2 separate regions of the Homo sapiens genome follow, and region 2 is linked to region 1. Evidence: read pairs that join two places in POLR2A ChIA-PET (ENCODE). Cell type or tissue: MCF 10A. All regions are shown on one strand. Each heading gives the region's core, and the rest is flanking DNA. Links, peaks and the distances in the headings are about the cores only.

Region 1 (8,268 bases), core at 1,437-6,436:
TTGTTTTGACAGAAAACAGAATGTCCAAGGTATTTATGTTCACTTTAGTGGCAGAACTTGTCAGAATCCAGCCTACAAAAGAAGTATTTATCAAAGGCTCTCTTTGTTTTTTAAACATTAAAAAAAAAACTCCCTCTCCCTCTCCCCCTCCCCCTCCCTCTCCCTCTCTTTCCACGGTCTCCCTCTCATGTTGAGCCGAAGCTGGACTGTACTGCTGCCATCTCGGCTCACTGCAACCTCCCTGCCTGATTCTCCTGACTCAGCCTGCCCAGTGCCTGCGATTGCAGGCTTGCGCCGCCATGCCTGACTGGTTTTGGTGGAGACGGGGTTTCGCTGTGTTGGCCAGGCCGGTCTCCAGCCCCTAACCGCAAGTGATCCGCCAGCCTCGGCCTCCCGAGGTGCCGGGATTGCAGACGGAGTCTCGTTCACTCAGTGCTCAATGGTGCCCAGGCTGGAGTGCAGTGGCGTGATCTCGGCTCGCTACAACCTCCACCTCCCAGCCGCCTGCCTTGGCCTCCCAAAGTGCCGAGATTGCAGCCTCTGCCTGGCTGCCACCCCGTCTGGGAAGTGAGGAGCGTCTCTGCCTGGCCGCCTATCGTCTGGGATGTGAGGAGCCCCTCTGCCTGGCTGCCCAGTCTGGAACGTGAGAAGCGTCTCTGCCCGGCCGCCATCCCACCTAGGAAGTGAGGAGCACCTCTTCCCGGCCGCCATCACATCTAGGAAGTGAGGAGCGTCTCTGCCCGGCCGCCCATCGTCTGAGATGTGGGGAGCGCCTCTGCCCGGCCGCCCCTACTGGGAAGTGAGGAGCCCCTCTGCCCGGCCACCACCCCGTCTGGGAGGTGTGCCCAACAGCTCATTGAGAACGGGCCAGGATGACAATGGCGGCTTTGTGGAATAGAAAGGCGGGAAAGGTGGGGAAAAGATTGAGAAATCGGATGGTTGCCATGTCTGTGTAGAAAGAAGTAGACATGGGAGACTTTTCATTTTGTTCTGTACTAAGAAAACTTCTTCTGCCTTGGGATCCTGTTGATCTGTGACCTTACCCCCAACCCTGTGCTCTCTGAAACATATGCTGTGTCCACTCAGGGTTAAATGGATTAAGGGCGGTGCAAGATGTGCTTTGTTAAACAGACGCTTGAAGGCAGCATGCTCATTAAGAGTCATCACCACTCCCTAATCTCAAGTACCCAGGGACACAAACACTGCGGAAGGCCGCAGGGTCCTCTGCCTAGGAAAACCAGAGACCTTTGTTCACTTGTTTATCTGCTGACCTTCCCTCCACTATTGTCCTATGACCCTGCCAAATCCCCCTCTGTGAGAAACACCCAAGAATTATCAATAAAAAATAAATAAATTAAAAAAAAAAGAAAGAAAAAAAATCTTTAGCTCTATTTAGAGATCTCTGCAACGTTCTTTTAATTTCTAAATTATTGCTTTTATACAATGGAATAAATACATATTCATGTTTGTTTTTCAAAAAAAAAAAAACATTAAAAAAAAAAAACCCTGCATCTCATCTACTGTTTTTAAAAATTTGCATATCCTCTGACCTAGCAAGCCCTGGTGTCAATCAATGCTACAGAAATAAAGGCAGGGGCATATAAGGGTATTTGCACAAGGATGTTATTGGTTATAGTGGTAAACAACCCAAAGAACCAACTGAATGTCCATCTATGGGAAAATGATTGAATAAATCTAGTTCTTTTATATTACTAAACATTATGCCACTACAATGAGTTAAATGAGTTAAAAGTATATGTGCTGATCTAGAGGGTTGTCCCTGATAAATTAATGAGTAAAGAATACAAACTGTATATATCTATATCCATATCATGATCCCATTTTTGCATAAAATAGGGGGAACCATTATGTCTACAGTAGCATATAAACCCTATGCTTATAGTAACATAGAAAAGAAAAACATGTGGAACATGTATCAAATTGTTAACGCTGGTTACTTCAGACTAAGGGATTGAAGGGTTATGGGGGAAGATTATAATTTTATGCTTGTGTAAATGTCTGTACTATTTGACTTATATAAAACAATTCTTATTTTTTAATTAAAAAATCTTATAAAGCTAAATTTTTTTAAAAGAAAAAATATCCATGCTTTAAAAATCAGGAATCTGGAATAAGAATTCCACGTTTTTCAGGGGGATGAAGAATGCTTTTATAAAGAGAATGAAATCATTGGCACTGCCTGCTGATGGGTGGCTCCGCAAGGTACCACATTGGCCTTGGCCACTGTCCTCTGGCTCCCGACATCAGGACTTACCTCAATGCAGAGACAGGTGGGTTCCCCTTTCTCTGTGACTGCACATTCCCGGCCGGCTCCACAAAACACATTGGCACAGATCTTGGATTTGCTCCTTAGCTCTTCCTAAAACATACAATCATAAAGGAAACCGTGTGACTGAGATGAACCCATTATGGAATGAGCCCATAATGAGATTATCTTTCAGGCTTGGGCTTTGCTCTGGAGTCATGGCTCATGGTCTTAAACAGCTAGATGTTGGGTCTTAAACAGCTGTTGGAGACGTTGCCTCCAACAGCTAGTGCCCTACTCCCAGATACTGCTTCAGCCCAGGTTCAGGTACTTCTGAGTCCCTAATATGTTTCTCAAAGAGCAAGAGTTCCTTTCTTGCATGCTTCCTTTCTTCTAAAAATGCTTGTTGAGCACCAATTTTATGCCAACACTACGCTGAGATGGAGATACAAAGGACAGACCCTGTCCTCAGGAAGCTCCATGACTCTCAGAGGAAACTCACAAAGAAAGAGACATTTGGAAAACAACACAGGAAGTGCAAGAACAGGATCACCAGGGAGCTGGAGGGGAGGAAGAGGGTGAGAATTTTTCAAAGGATACTTTCTGAAGATACTAGGTCTTAACTGATTCTTAAAGGGTGAGAGGAGTAAGTCAGGCAGAAATGGAAACATTGTACAGAACTATGACTATCTGAAGGACCCAAACCTGACTGAATGGTGTTCTAGGCATTATCATCTCAAAGGGCAAAAGAAGGATGGCTAAACCATTGGAAACGTGGATTCGCTATTTTTGCTATGGTCCCATTTAGCCCCTACCCATGTCTGCCACTGTCTTCAAGATTAAGAGGGCGAAGCTGCCTGAAAGTAGAACTATTCTCAAATCATTTGCTAGTCAGGCATTCCCCTGTTCAGACGTGTGCAGCAGAACTGACAAGGCAGGGAATGGTCTCAGTGTATGCCACCTGAGAATGTGGGGGTATTGACAGGCACTGATCTGTTGGTGGCTCATCCCTTCCCTCCCATTCACTGGTGGCAGAAAGCCAGCCCCACCTCATTCACCACTCAACCCAGGGGTAGTGGTGGTTGCATGAAGGAGAATGTGATTTCCCCAGCTTCTCATCCTGACTGGCTGGGCAGGCAAAATCACGAAAGACCTCCAGACTCAAGGCTACTGGGCTAGATGCTGTGACAAAACCAACAAAGACTGCAGGAGGCACGATGGGGTCATGGGGCTGGCTGGGGTAAGGCAGGGATGGAACCAGACAGTCCACCCTCCAGGCCATGTCTACCACATTATGCAGAGAACTCACACCCACAAGTCTTGTAACAGTACAATTCTTATAGTTGGTGAATGTTTTATACTCAAGATTAGGGGAAAAAAGCAAAAAGAAAGAAGAGGCTTTCGAGCTGAGGTGCTGTATCCAATACAGCTAGTCTGCTGCCACCCAGAGGCTGCTCTGCAAACTCCAGGTCATTATTTTCTGTCCCAAGCCAGCTTGCTGGTCATGCAGGGCTCCCATTGGTCTAGAAGCCGTTCTCAGCTCACATTTCATTGGTTCACATGCTGTTGATAAACCAATTCTTTTTTGAATGTTGCTAAGGCGAATTCAAGAAAGCTAGCAGGCGGGGAAGAAAGAGGAAGTAATTCCCAGAAGTCCGCGGGGATTGGAGAGCTTTTGTTTTCCTAAACAGAGAGTGGAGATAAAAATCAAGGATATTCTCCAGGCAGGGCCCTCTTGTGGAAACTGTGCCTGACAATGTAAGGCAACACGAAAAAGGAAGAGGAAAAGGTTTTTGCTGACGAGTTGTTCCCATGAGTTATGGACACACAAATGCATAAAAAAGCATGCTCAGACACATGCCTGCACTCAAAGACACCCGCACACAGCTCCACAGGCAAACACCCACAAACCTCCACTCACTAGTCTCTGTCCTTAACTAGTAATTTTCATTCTTTAAGGCTCACATGTCCTCATCTATAAAGTAGGGGTAAATGCCAACCCTGCCCTGCGGAGATTCAGTGAGATACATGTGGAAGTACCAACTGTAAAACAAGCTGCATATGAAACCTGTTATTCATGGGAATGCCTTATAGAGCTACTTGCAGAAAAGCCTGTGGCATGTATGGAACCTCCTTTTAACTTACATTGTTGTTTTTAGTAAGTATTAAAAACGGATTGAATTAAACCAAGTCATTTTTCAGGAATAGTTCTCAAAAATCCATTTGAAGAAACAGATAACTTTTGAGTTATAACAACTAATATTTGAATAGTACAATTTACAAAATGTTTTCATACACATGATTTTGTCTTATAGGGAAACCCTGCAAGAATAGGTATATTATTATTAACCCTATTCCATAGATGAGGAAATTGAAGACCAGAAAGGTCAGATAACTTGCCCAAGTTTCCAAAGCTAGAAATGAGAGGAGCTAGGATTCCAACTCGTATCTTCAACCACTGATAACTAAACTCCCATTTATAAATATCCGGCATCCTACTATTTTTATTATATGTGATTTAAGCTCTTCAATAACTCCTTAAGTTAGACATCATTACTAGCCCCATTTCACAGGTGAGAGAGCAGAGGCTTAAATAACTAGAAAGTGGCAGAGCTAGAATTCTGCCCAAAGGGAAAGCAGTTTATATTTGATTTATTTTCATATCCAGATGACGTAAGGAAATTATGATGGGGGTGTGAGTTGCATAATTAGCAAGTGTCGGGAGAATGTGCGTTAAGAGTGCGTCAGAGATTTAGGTTTAAATTACCCACATCCCACCTCTATTCCTTACTTGCTGGTCGTGGGCCAGGTGCTCTCTTTAAACCTCAGCTTCCTCGTGAAAACTGGGAGTACTGATTCTTAGAGGGTTGTTGTGAGGATTAAACGGGATGTACTGCAGGCAGCACAGTGCCTGCCACACAACTGAAAGTGGCTATTACTACAGTGGGCAATTTATTTTCAGACAACTTTCCCACTGAGATGCTGTCACTACCACCTTGGGCTGTCATGTCCCCGTTTTTCCCTGTCCTCCCTTGCACTGCAGTGATAATAGAGAACAGAAGGACTCACTGAATGGAAAAAACAAAAGGCCCGTTTGAAGAGCACACAGAGAAGGGGGGAGCCACTAGTTACACAATCATTCCTCTTTGCAGGTGACACGTCTGTCAATAGGTGGCAATCTCTCTCTGTCTTGCACAGCCCAGCACTGCAATGCAGAAGCGCAGTGTTGGCTCCTGCAGCTCCACCCAGCTCTGTCCTCGGAACAAGAAGTGGTGCAGGAGGTGGAAGAATAGGGTGGCTGCTCCAAAAACATGGGTAGGGGGATCTACCAATGTGGGGGAGGTCTCACCTGCAGCCTCATAGCCCTCCCCAGTGATCCCCATTCACAGGCATGCTTTGATGCAGAAATCAACAATGAAGAAAATTTTCTCCAGAGAGATAGGCTTTGTGCCATTGAAAGCTCTTCTCCAAGCCTCATCTTCTCTGGGAGTGGGAGTGTCAGGTGCATCCCCGAGGTGCCTAGAAAGTTGCTTAGGGTGGTGGGTAGTCTTACCCATCTACTGAGAAACTGATTCTGAGTGGGGGAAAAGAACACCTTGAGAGGGGTTGAACATGCTCATGGGTTCAACCCTTCTCGTGGTGAGGAAGAGGGAGATGAAGCAGGGTGGCAGGTGATGATGGGGAGAGGGGTGGCGCTCGATGGCTGACCTGAGGGGCTCTCCACAGCGACTATGAGAAGTGAGAACCTTGGAAGGTTTGGGATTGGGTAGGTAACATGATGGATATGGTGCTTTGGAATGTTAATTTGTGTTGGGTCCTTTCTGAAATTCTGATTCAAAGTGCAAGGCAGCCTGGATGGAGAGAGGCTGCAAGCAGGAAAACCGGCCAGGTTTAAGACTGTAATCTAGTCGGGGATGACAAGGGCCTAGGACCCAGGGCCAATGTTAATTTTAGCACCTTCAGCTGAGTGAGGCTCTGCAGATATCTCTGTCCTCACAACCTCTGTGCAGGTCTCTGTATTTTTAGTCCCATGTAACAGATGCAGAGGCATCGGAGAGTCAGGAAAGCTCTGTGACGCATGGAGGCCACATAACTAGTGAGAGCTGACTCAGGAATAGAACAAAGGCCAGTCTGACTCCAGAGCCTCAAGGTTCCCTCTTGGGGTACAATCAAGGCAGTGAGCTTTGGGGAGTGGGGACAGTTCCAAGGGCTGGCACAGGGTGAGGTCACAAGGTACAATGCAGTTCTTGCAAATAGAAGTGTTTGTTCTACCACTGTAATGATTTTAGGAATGAGGTCCCAAAGCAGTATGAGGACTTCATGTATGCGTAGATAACCACATTGGCACATGGATGTTTTCTAGGAGTATGAGGTCACAGGCAGGTCCAATATCACAAAAGTATGAACCTATAAGTCTAAATGTACCTGTGAGAATGTAATTGATTTGAGTGGGGGTAGAGGGTGTGTTTTGGAAGTGTGGACACTCAGATATATTGATAAAAATCAGCAAAATATCTGCCTGCAATGGAGAAACATCAGATTTCTAGCTTTATCCTTCTGCATCATCTTCCTGACCAGTCTCCGTGTTGTTTTCATTTCGTGTGTTGCAAGCCAAGCTCTGGAGATTTGGTCTCATTAATTTTCACATTGCAAACTCCCTTTGGTAGAAGACAGACTGGGAACATTCCTGACTTTTTACTAGGTAGAAAGTATCTGAGCAACGGTCAGCCATTGAATGGCAATATTCATACTTGCACAGCAATTCTGGTTGATCTGTAATTTTACTGTCATTTTTGATTCTTTTTAGATAGGCAGGCAGGGGATACCTCTGAGGCCCTTCTAGATTTAAGATCCTATGGTGAAAATAAAACTGAGGCTCACAGCTACATGTGACTGGTCCAAGATCTCACAGTTGTAGAATTGAGGCCTGGCCCTAGGTCTCCAGACTTTAATCCCAGCCTCTTTCCACTAAACCACTCTACCTCTTTACAAATCAAAGCCAGGAAATGTCTTGAATCCAAGGTCTTAAAAAATGGAAATGATTTTTGCAATCAAAAAAGATCTTTGCAAGCAAATGGAGAAGCAAGTTATTTGCAAAACTACCAGTAGAGGTGATCGTGCATCTGAGTCTCTGGGCCAACCAGAATTAAGTCTGAACATAAAATACACGTTGAATGTTTAAAAAAAAGTCTTCTGAAGTAAAATAATTTCTGGAAGAACAGTGTGCTTTGGCAGGAAAGGAAGCTTATAAGCAAAGCCATAAAACTGTCAGTTTAATATACCATCATTTCACTAACATGAAGTGGGCCGGCTCTGTCCCCTCCATTCTTTTCCTCCTTCCAACTCTTTTAAAAAAGAACAGCTCTACTTATGCCAAGGTGGAATTTTGGCTCTACTTGCCACTATTCTGCGACAGAGTGGCTTTGTTGACGTGAGAAAGGCTCTCTTTGCTTTGCCAGAATTAGTCATGGAAACTTCACAGGAACACCAGGGCCCCTCAGATATACACAGAATACCATGGAGCTGGGGACAAAGGAATTCACAGAACTGGGGAGAGCAGGGGGAGGTCTGCAGTGGGGCGTATGGGGTGAGATGCTGGTTGCTCCCAGGCAGCTCTTCTGGAACCCAGTAGCACAGGCCTGAGAAAAGCAGAGAGAAAGAGCAAAACCGCTTCAGGACCTTGAAACCTTGCTGGAGTATCTCATGACCTTGTTCAAGTCTCTCTTTTTTTCTGGAAAGAAATGTGTTGGTACATCCTGCATATGCTATGGACAGAGGAGGAGGGACTGGTGATTTCTAGCAGTGGTTCTGATGTGTGTGGCAGGGGGCACTGCATGTGTGCAGTCCCTGCTATAAGTTTCCCTTCCTTATATGTGCTCACAATCAGTCCCTCATCTCAAGGTTAATGCACTAGGGCCAAACCCTGGTTTTGTGGGGCCTCAAGCTTAAATGGTTTAGGGAGGGCTAAAAAAATATACAATTATAAATGCAAATTGGGTAAA
Region 2 (8,268 bases), core at 1,537-6,536, 210 kb before region 1:
AGCATCTGCCCAATAAAACTCAGATCAGAGCCACAATCCATTGTCTGCTTTTGCATCCGGGCAGCCGAGTGGTGCAGGAGAAAATTAGACAACCTTGCAGATTGTTGCCACCAAAACTGACGTTCTCCAACATCAATCTGCCAAGCTTACTGTGCCATCTATCTTTTTATTTATTCTGAGTTATTTCTTTACATTTTCTTTGTGAGTGACTCACCTCACAGGACTCACAGAAACAAGAGCATGTATCTGTCTGGATGATGCCCTCAGTCTAGGTTTGGTGCCATCCTCTATGTCCCTAAAACACCCCAGGGTCTATGTGCATCAGTACAATTGTCATGTTATATTACCACCTTTTAATGTTAGTTCCACCGGACAGTTTCTACTCCTCAAAAGCCAGGCTGTTTCTTATTCTATAACCCACACCATAGTACGGTCTTTGGAAAATGGTAAGTGTTCCATAACCATCTGTTGAATGAATTCATTAATGGATATGGAAACTCCTTCTCTTCTTCTTTCTTTGTCCTCTTCCCTAATCTTATTTTTCCCTGGCAAAGCACTCCCCTATTAGGCAGAAGGCTGAGGGCTAAGCATGTGTGCCATATGGCTCTTAAAGTACTAGAGATCTGTGAGAGTTGGGGGAGAGTTAGGAACTGGTTCAATGCCTATGTGTTAGGAGGGGCACATTCTGGGTAATTGTAGTGGTTTCAGGGGGATCCCCACAGTCCCCTGGAATGGCTGAGAATTCCTTGGAATTAGTGAACACAAGGGCCAGAGATATTTGGGGGGCTCTGAGTGCTGTGGATGCTGTGAACTTCCATAGACACTGGGTTTTCACCACTTTAACAAATTTGCACACCCCAAACCCTCACTAAAAAGCTTTGCATTCTGGGTAAGCCCTTCCTTTGCCTCCCCTCTTAGCACAGAGCTGAAAAGAGCCTAAAAATAAACGAGAGAAAGCATCCTAACAGGATGCCTGTAAAGCTTTTTCCTCTCATTCTTTTTGTTTCTAGGAAAGTGCAGCACCTTGAAGGAGTGTATATTCACATATGCACTGCGTATATGTTTACTTGTCTCCAGTGAGATAGGGCCACTTGAAAGATTCTTTGCCAATGGCTGAATTCTTGCTGGAGAATTCTCCCAGGAAATGCTTTTGTCCAATATGTTTCTTACGTCGTGTGTTGAGAGCCACGCAGGCCCAGAGATACGATGATAGCCCTTGTCAAGCAATTGATGGATGAAATCTCATCTTCATGACCACACAGATTACAGACTCTCAGCAGACATCTGCATCAGAGGTTAACAACATGCATCCCACCCCCAGGCTTCAGAAAATCTGCTGATCATGGACTGAGTTGCTGCTTGCAGCTAGGCTAGGAAGCAGGCCTTTTTACACCCTTGAAGCCAGTAAATTATAACTTTTTACATCCTTGAAGCCAGTAAATTTGTAAATTATGTTTTGTCATGAGCCAAACACTCAGCACTGCCTCTTGTCCTGGGTGGGCCTGGCCTTTCCAAATCAGCCTGCTTTCCTGTAGTCCTGCTTTGTTTCACATGGAGAGAGTGATATCCTTACCCCGCACTGTCAGTTCAGGCCCACAGCTGCTGAAGTTGCACCTGGAAGAACAAAGACATTCTGCCCACAGAATAGCTGAATGGTTAGCAGTGCTTGGACCTGATGAAACCAAAGGTCTCTTCTAGCTTCTCCCTTCTCAAGTTATGCCAGAGACAGTTGTTTTTTGTTTTTTTTTAGACAAAGTCTCACTCTGTTGCCCAGGCTAGAGTGCAGCCAGGCTGGAGTGCAGTGAGGCGATCTCAGCTCACTGCAACCTCCACCTCCCGGGTTCAAGCGATTCTCGTGTCTCAGCCACCCCAAGTAGCTGGGATTACAGGCACATGCCACCATCCTTGCCTAATATTTGTAATTTTAGTAGAGATGGGGTTTCACCATGTTGAACAGGCTGATCTCAAACTCCTGGGCTCAAGTGACCCGCCTGCCTCGGCCTCACAAAGTGCTAGGATTACAGGCATGAGCCACTGCTCCCAGCCCAGAGACAAATTTCTTTTCTCTATCCTCGGCTTATTAATAAGCTGGTTACACTTTGCATTTCTGTCTCTCTTTCTTAACCAGGAAGGGCAGGCTGACTTGGTTTACCAGAGGTGCAATAGAATTTACACCCAAATCAATCAAATAATCAAATAAACAAAATATTTAGCTATAAGTGTGAAAGAAGACTTGCTAAATATCGTGCCCCCAAATTCCCCTTTAGCAAATGACCTTGTTTTCCCCATGCTTTATGAGTTATTGCTTTAATGATCTTCATGTGCCAAACATTAATTCAACAATTCCTAAATACTAACTTGCCAAGGTATTAAGAACCAGTGATAGGAAGGCAAAGGAGATATAATCTCTGCTATCAGCATATTAGGACACCACATCCTTGGTTTCTGACCTTTTCATTGCAAAGACGATTTTCTTATTTGTTCTTTTTCTTTAAAATAGAATAAAATTTTAATTTAATATTAGAAGTTGTTTTATCAGTATCTACTAGGCCATTTGACAAAAGTCTACATTCCTGAATCTATGTGTACTATAGATATTAATATGTGAATATACATATAAATTGACAGTGTACAAATTTCAGCATTCACAGCTCCCTTGGACTATAAACAGGCCTAAGGATCAACTTTTTTTTTCTTTCTTTTTTTATTTTACTTTAAGTTCTGGGATACATAGGCAGAATGTGCAGGTTTGTTACATAGTTATACATGTGCCATGGTGGTTTGCTGCACCTATCAACCCATCATCTAGGTTTTAAGCCCCACATGCATTAAGTATTTGTCCTAATGCTCTCCCTCCCCTTGCCCCCAACCCCCAACAGGCCTCGGTGTGCGATGTTCCCCTCTCTGTGACCATGTGTTCTCATTGTTCAACTCCCACTTATGAGTGAGAACATGCGGTGTTGGGTTTTCTGTTCCGGTGTTAGTTTGCTAGGATCAACTTTTTAATTTAATTTAATTTAATTTCTGAGACAGAGTTTCACTCTCTAATCTAGGCTGGAGTGTACTGGCATGATCTTGGCTTACTGCAACATTTATCTACTGGGCTCAAGCAATCCTCCCACCTCAGCTTCCCAAGTAGCTGGCACTACAAGTGCATGCCATCACACCCAGTTAATTTTTATTTTTTTGCAGAGACAAGGTCTCATTGTTACCCAGGCTGGTCTCAAACTCCTGGACTCAAGCAATCCTCCCATCTTGGCCTCCCAAAGAGTTGGGATTACAGGAGTGAGCCACCTCTCCTGGCCAGGATCAACTTTAAAAGCATCCTTGCAACTATTTTAAAAGCTGAAATATGGAAATTTGGATATAAGACTAAATGCCCACTATCTCATTATATAACAGCTGAAGTTTAGGAACAATAGTGAAAAAGCATAGTGATAAATTCAAGATAAGTTGGTGACAAGGAGGGGGAAAAAGCCCCAAAGGATACCCTTACTGGAAAGGAAGTTTGTGTGGCTTTACTTAGGAATATTATGGGCACATTCTGCTTTGTTTGTTTATCTTCAAAAAATTAGTTTCTGAATGTATTTTTGCCATATCTCATGCAATTATAATATATTTTAGATGAGCTTTTAAATGCTGTGGGGAAAACACTAGACACACACACAAAATCCTCTTTTCGCCTAGAACCTCAGACTCTAGGTTACAACCCTGGCATGTGTTGTAATTTATGAGGCAATGATTTCAACTTCCTTTCTCCGTTTAGCTGCAGGAAAAGGCCTTGAGCAATTCCTGGCAGGAGACTTGTAGCTCTTCCAAAAGGGCAGAGCAGATGTCCTGATTTTAAGTAGGGCATGAAGCACAGGCACAATTGGCCATAGGAAACATCCAATCACAAGGAGTCACTGCTAAAGCAGAATATTATGGGCTTCCAGGTGACATGTAAATTGATCTCCTTGAGGCAGGAAAGATTGCCTGCCATACTGGGGAAGATTCCTCTTTCCTCTTTTTTTTTTGAGACGGAGTTTCGCTCTTGTTGCCCAGGCTGGAGTGCGGTGGCGCGATCTCGGCTCGCCGCAACCTCCACCTCCCAGGTTCAAGCGATTCTCCTGCCTCAGTCTCCCGAGTAGCTGAGATTACAGGTGTGCACCACTATGCCCAATTTATTTTGTATTTTTAGTAGAGATAGGGTTTCTCCATGTTGGTCAGGCTGGTCTCAAACTCCTGACCCCAGGTGATCCGCCTGCCTCGGCCTCCGAAAGTGGTGAGATTACAGGCATGAGCCACTGCACTCGGCCTCTTTCCTCTCTTTCTTATCTTCAATTCTGTGGCAGAACTCCGGGCCTTGGTGTATCTTGGAATCTGAGAGGAATCCTGAACAGTGACAGCTGCTGGAATGGTTCCCCATTAAGCCAGAATCTAGGAATTCATGATGTTGGGACTGGGTTTTACTCAGCTTTGTCCCCATCAGCACCTTCTACAAGGCCCCGAGCCTAGTAGAAACTTATTAAATGCCTGTTACGCTGAATAAATCATTAGAATTAGAAGGTTCAGTACTTGGAAGAGATGAAAGGAAGCGTGCTGTACAGGAAGGCCTTGCTTGCTCCCACCTATCTCTCCACAGCAGGACTGGAGTCCTTGGGTTCTGAGGAACACAGTTTGAAAATCAGTGATCTGACCTGATTCCTTCATTTTTAGATGAAGAAATTTGCATGCTGTTTTATCGCCAGATAGGGACCATGTTGGGACAGCAAATCCAGATGTCCTGACTCCTGGTTTCCTTCAGTGTTCTTTCACTTCCCACTAGTGGACCCAACTGCCTGGGGCCTGTTTTCATCACACTGATTAATGAAGACCCAGGGTCTTCCTGCCCTAGTTTCTAACGTCCTGTAGTAGTGCTGGTAGGCCAAGAATTTTCACCTGCCTCCTCAACTGAGGATCCACAAAGCCCCCATTTATAGCCGGCAGTGTCAACAAGAGGAGACAGAGAGGAAGCCATGAATCTCCCGGGGGGCACAGAGCCTGCAGAGCCTCCTGCTGGGTTTTGCCTGCCCCTTTAGATTCTGACTGCTGGCTTGAACCTTGGACCTTGGCACAATTTCCATGATGCCTCTCGGATTTATCTACTGACTGAACTCCAGACTGAATTCTTGCTACAATCAGCTTTGGGTTCTTGGTTTCTGTCATCGTCTGGTGTCTCCACTGGCTTCAGCAATGGCCTGGAAGTGTCTGCGCCAGGCTGTGGCAGGAGTTGTAGAGTCTGCCCATGTAATGTGATGTAAAAAGAACAACTAATAGACAATATGTATGTGTTTAAGCATCTTTTATGGATTACTACTGAGGTAACAGTGTAGTGGAAAGAGCTTGGGCTTTGCCATCAGACTGCCTAGGTTTACTGTGTTGTTTATAGATGTTGGAGATTTGCCTAACCACTCTGAAGCAGTTTCCTCATCTGAAAATGGGGAAAATAGTATTTATCCTGCATGCTATAAAGGTTAGAAATAGTGTATTTAAAGTGCAAAGCACATAAAAGACATGTAATAGAAAGTAACAACTATTTTAATTTAAATTGTATTTACATATATAGGGACTGAGGGCTGATATAATTTATGAGTTGGAAGCATTGAAGGATCCTGAAGAAACTTTAATCAAAAATTACATTATGGTCAGAATCATCTGAGTGTATTATTGTTACGTCTTAGAAAATTGGTAATGGCATAGAATAGTATTAAAAAGAGTAGCCAACACTGATTATCTATGTGCTAGGTGGTTGCTAAGTGCTCTACATAGACAATCTAATGTAATCAGCTTTCAGAGTTAAGTAGTATCATTACCCCTGTTTTTAAATAGAGAAACAGGGTATAGCAAAGTTCAATAGAAAATCAAGCCACTGGATTTGAGGCTGGGTTTGATTCCAGAGCCTGAGTTCTTATACCATTTAATCTTTCACTGCACACATCACCTTTTGTGACCATTGTTAAAGAGGAACCCTTTTCCCCTTCTCTCCGTTTTCCCTATTGAGAAAATGGAGGCCTATTGAGGAGAGATTCCGGCCCCCTTCCCCATATGGGAAGCTGATGAGAAGTAAGCTTTCATTTCCCTTTCCACCTTAGTATTAGCTCCTCCCCAAGCCAGGAGTGACCTGTTTGAGAGGCCTGGCCCACGTTCTACCAAATGTTCTTCAAGGCAAGAATCTCCACTTCCCTTTACCCCTTTCCCACCTCCACCAGGCAGTGAGCTCTCCACTTCCTGGGTCCTGTTTTAGCATTATGTCAAGCAGTGCTTTCTAATTTAGCTTTTGTCAGAAATCCCTGTGCTTTATTTTTCTCAAAAGCTTTTCATTTTGAAATTATTTAAGACTCACAAGAGGTTGCAAAAACAGTACAGAGAGTTCCTGTGTATCCTTCGCCCAGCTTTCCCCAATAACATCGTACATAACCAGAGTTCATGATCAAAATCAGGAAATTGACATTAGTGCAATACTATTATATAAACTACAGGCTCTATTTAAATTTCACCAGTTTTTATGTGCACTTTGTGTGTGTGTGTGTGTAGTCCTATGAAATTTATCACATATATAGATTTCTATGAAATTCACCACACGAAACCACCATCATAATCAGGATAGTGAACTGTTCCATCACACATACACACTTATAAACACAACTCTCTCATGCTATCCTTTATAGTGACACGCTTCCCCAACCTAACTCCTAGGAACCACTAACCCATTCTCCATCACTATAAATTTGTCTTTTAAGAATGTTGTATAGAACTGGACTCTTACAGTGTGTAAGCTTGTGAGACTGACATCTGTCACGCAGCATATGCCCTTGAGCTCCATCCAAGTTGTTGCATCTATCAATACTTTGTCCCATGTTTATTGCTAGATAGTATTCCATTGTATGGATGTCCCACAGTTTATCCATTCACCTGTTGAAGGATATTTGGGTTTCCAGTTTTTTTCTCCCAGCTTTATTAAGGCAGAATTGACAAATATTATATATTTATGGTATACAACATGGTATTTTGATATTTGTATATATTGTGAAATAATTAAAATTATTAAATCAATTTAATCAACATCCATCACTGCACATACTTATCTTTTTTTATGGTGAGAACATTTAAGACATACTCTCTTGGAATTCTTCAAGTATACAACACGTTATTACTAATTATAGACACTATACTGTATAGCTCTCCACAACTTATCTGTCCTACCTGGAACTTTGTGCTCTTTGATCTGACCAACATCTCTCCATTTCTGTCAACCACCTCCACCCTAGTCTGTGGCAACTACCATTCTACTCTCTGCTTCTATGAGTTCAACTTTTTTAGATTCCACATGTAAGTGAGATCATGTAGTATTTGTTTTTCTATGTCTTGCTTATTTCACTTAGCATAATGTCTTCCAGGTTCATCCATGTTTTTGCAAATGCCAGGATTTCCTTCTTTAAGACTAAATAGTACTCCATCGTGTGTGTGTATGTGTACATATATATCTCACATTTTCTTTATCCATTCATTAGTAAATGAACACTTAGGTTGGTTCCATATCTTGGCTATTGGGAATAATGTTGCAGTGAACATGGGAGTGCAGGTATCTCTTTCATACACTGATTTCATTTCCTTTAGATACACACCCAGAAGTAGAATTGCTTGATTATATGATAGTTCTATTTTTAATTTTTTGAGGAACCTCCATACCGTTTTCCATAATAGTTGTACTAATTTACATCCTCACAAATAGTGTATAGGGTTCCCTTTTCTCCAAATCCTCCCCAACTCTTGCTATCTCTCTTTTTCATAAGAGCCATTCTAACAGGTATGAGCTAATAACTCATGGTTTTAATTTGCATTTCTTGATGATCAGTGATGTGAGAATTTTTTCATATACCTGCTGGACATTTGTATGTTTTCTTTTGAGAAGTGTCTATTCAGGTCCTTTGTCCACTTTTTATTGGATTATTTGTTTTCTTGCTATTGATTTGAGTTCCTTATAGTCTTTGAATATTTACCCCTTACCAGATGTATGGTTTGCAAATATTTTCTCCCATTCTGTAGGTTGTCTCTTCACTCTGTTTATTGTTTCCATTGCTGTGCAAAAACTTTTTAGTTTAATCCCATTTGTCTATGTTTTGTTTTGTTGCCTGTGCTTTTGGGGCCATAACCAAAAAATCATTGCCCGGACCAATGGCAGGAGCTTTTCTCCTGTGTTTTATTCTGATAGTTTTTACAGTATCAGGTCATACATTTAAGCTTTTA

Evidence for each region. Peaks named below come from ENCODE experiments on the same cell type or tissue, not always from the same donor. Only the 100,000 strongest peaks of a DNase experiment are listed, where the experiment ranks them.
Region 2: POLR2A ChIA-PET joins it to region 1 with 6 read pairs; 3 of 35 experiments call an interaction of 5 or more read pairs at or near these places.

What each region holds. Positions count from the first base shown.
Region 1 is chr3:120,413,648-120,421,915 of GRCh38, forward strand. It overlaps FSTL1 (follistatin like 1), which reads right to left. Exons shown (of 11, transcript NM_007085.5): 3 at 2,276-2,380. It overlaps LOC124900546 (a long non-coding RNA gene), which reads right to left. Exons shown (of 2, transcript XR_007096030.1): 2 at 3,590-8,268. It also overlaps the pseudogene BTNL12P. Among named protein-coding and RNA genes, the nearest start is that of MIR198, 22 kb to the left of the region's middle. RefSeq lists enhancers at 40-722, 3,455-3,624. In MCF 10A, for the core only: CTCF peaks have their summits at 3,721 (motif pointing left) and 5,430; DNase peaks (open chromatin) are centred at 3,804 and 5,434.
Region 2 is chr3:120,199,446-120,207,713 of GRCh38, forward strand. The region is part of intron 3 of GPR156 (G protein-coupled receptor 156); the gene reads right to left. Among named protein-coding and RNA genes, the nearest start is that of GPR156, 82 kb to the right of the region's middle. In MCF 10A, for the core only: no CTCF peak of the experiment used is centred there; a DNase peak (open chromatin) is centred at 3,786.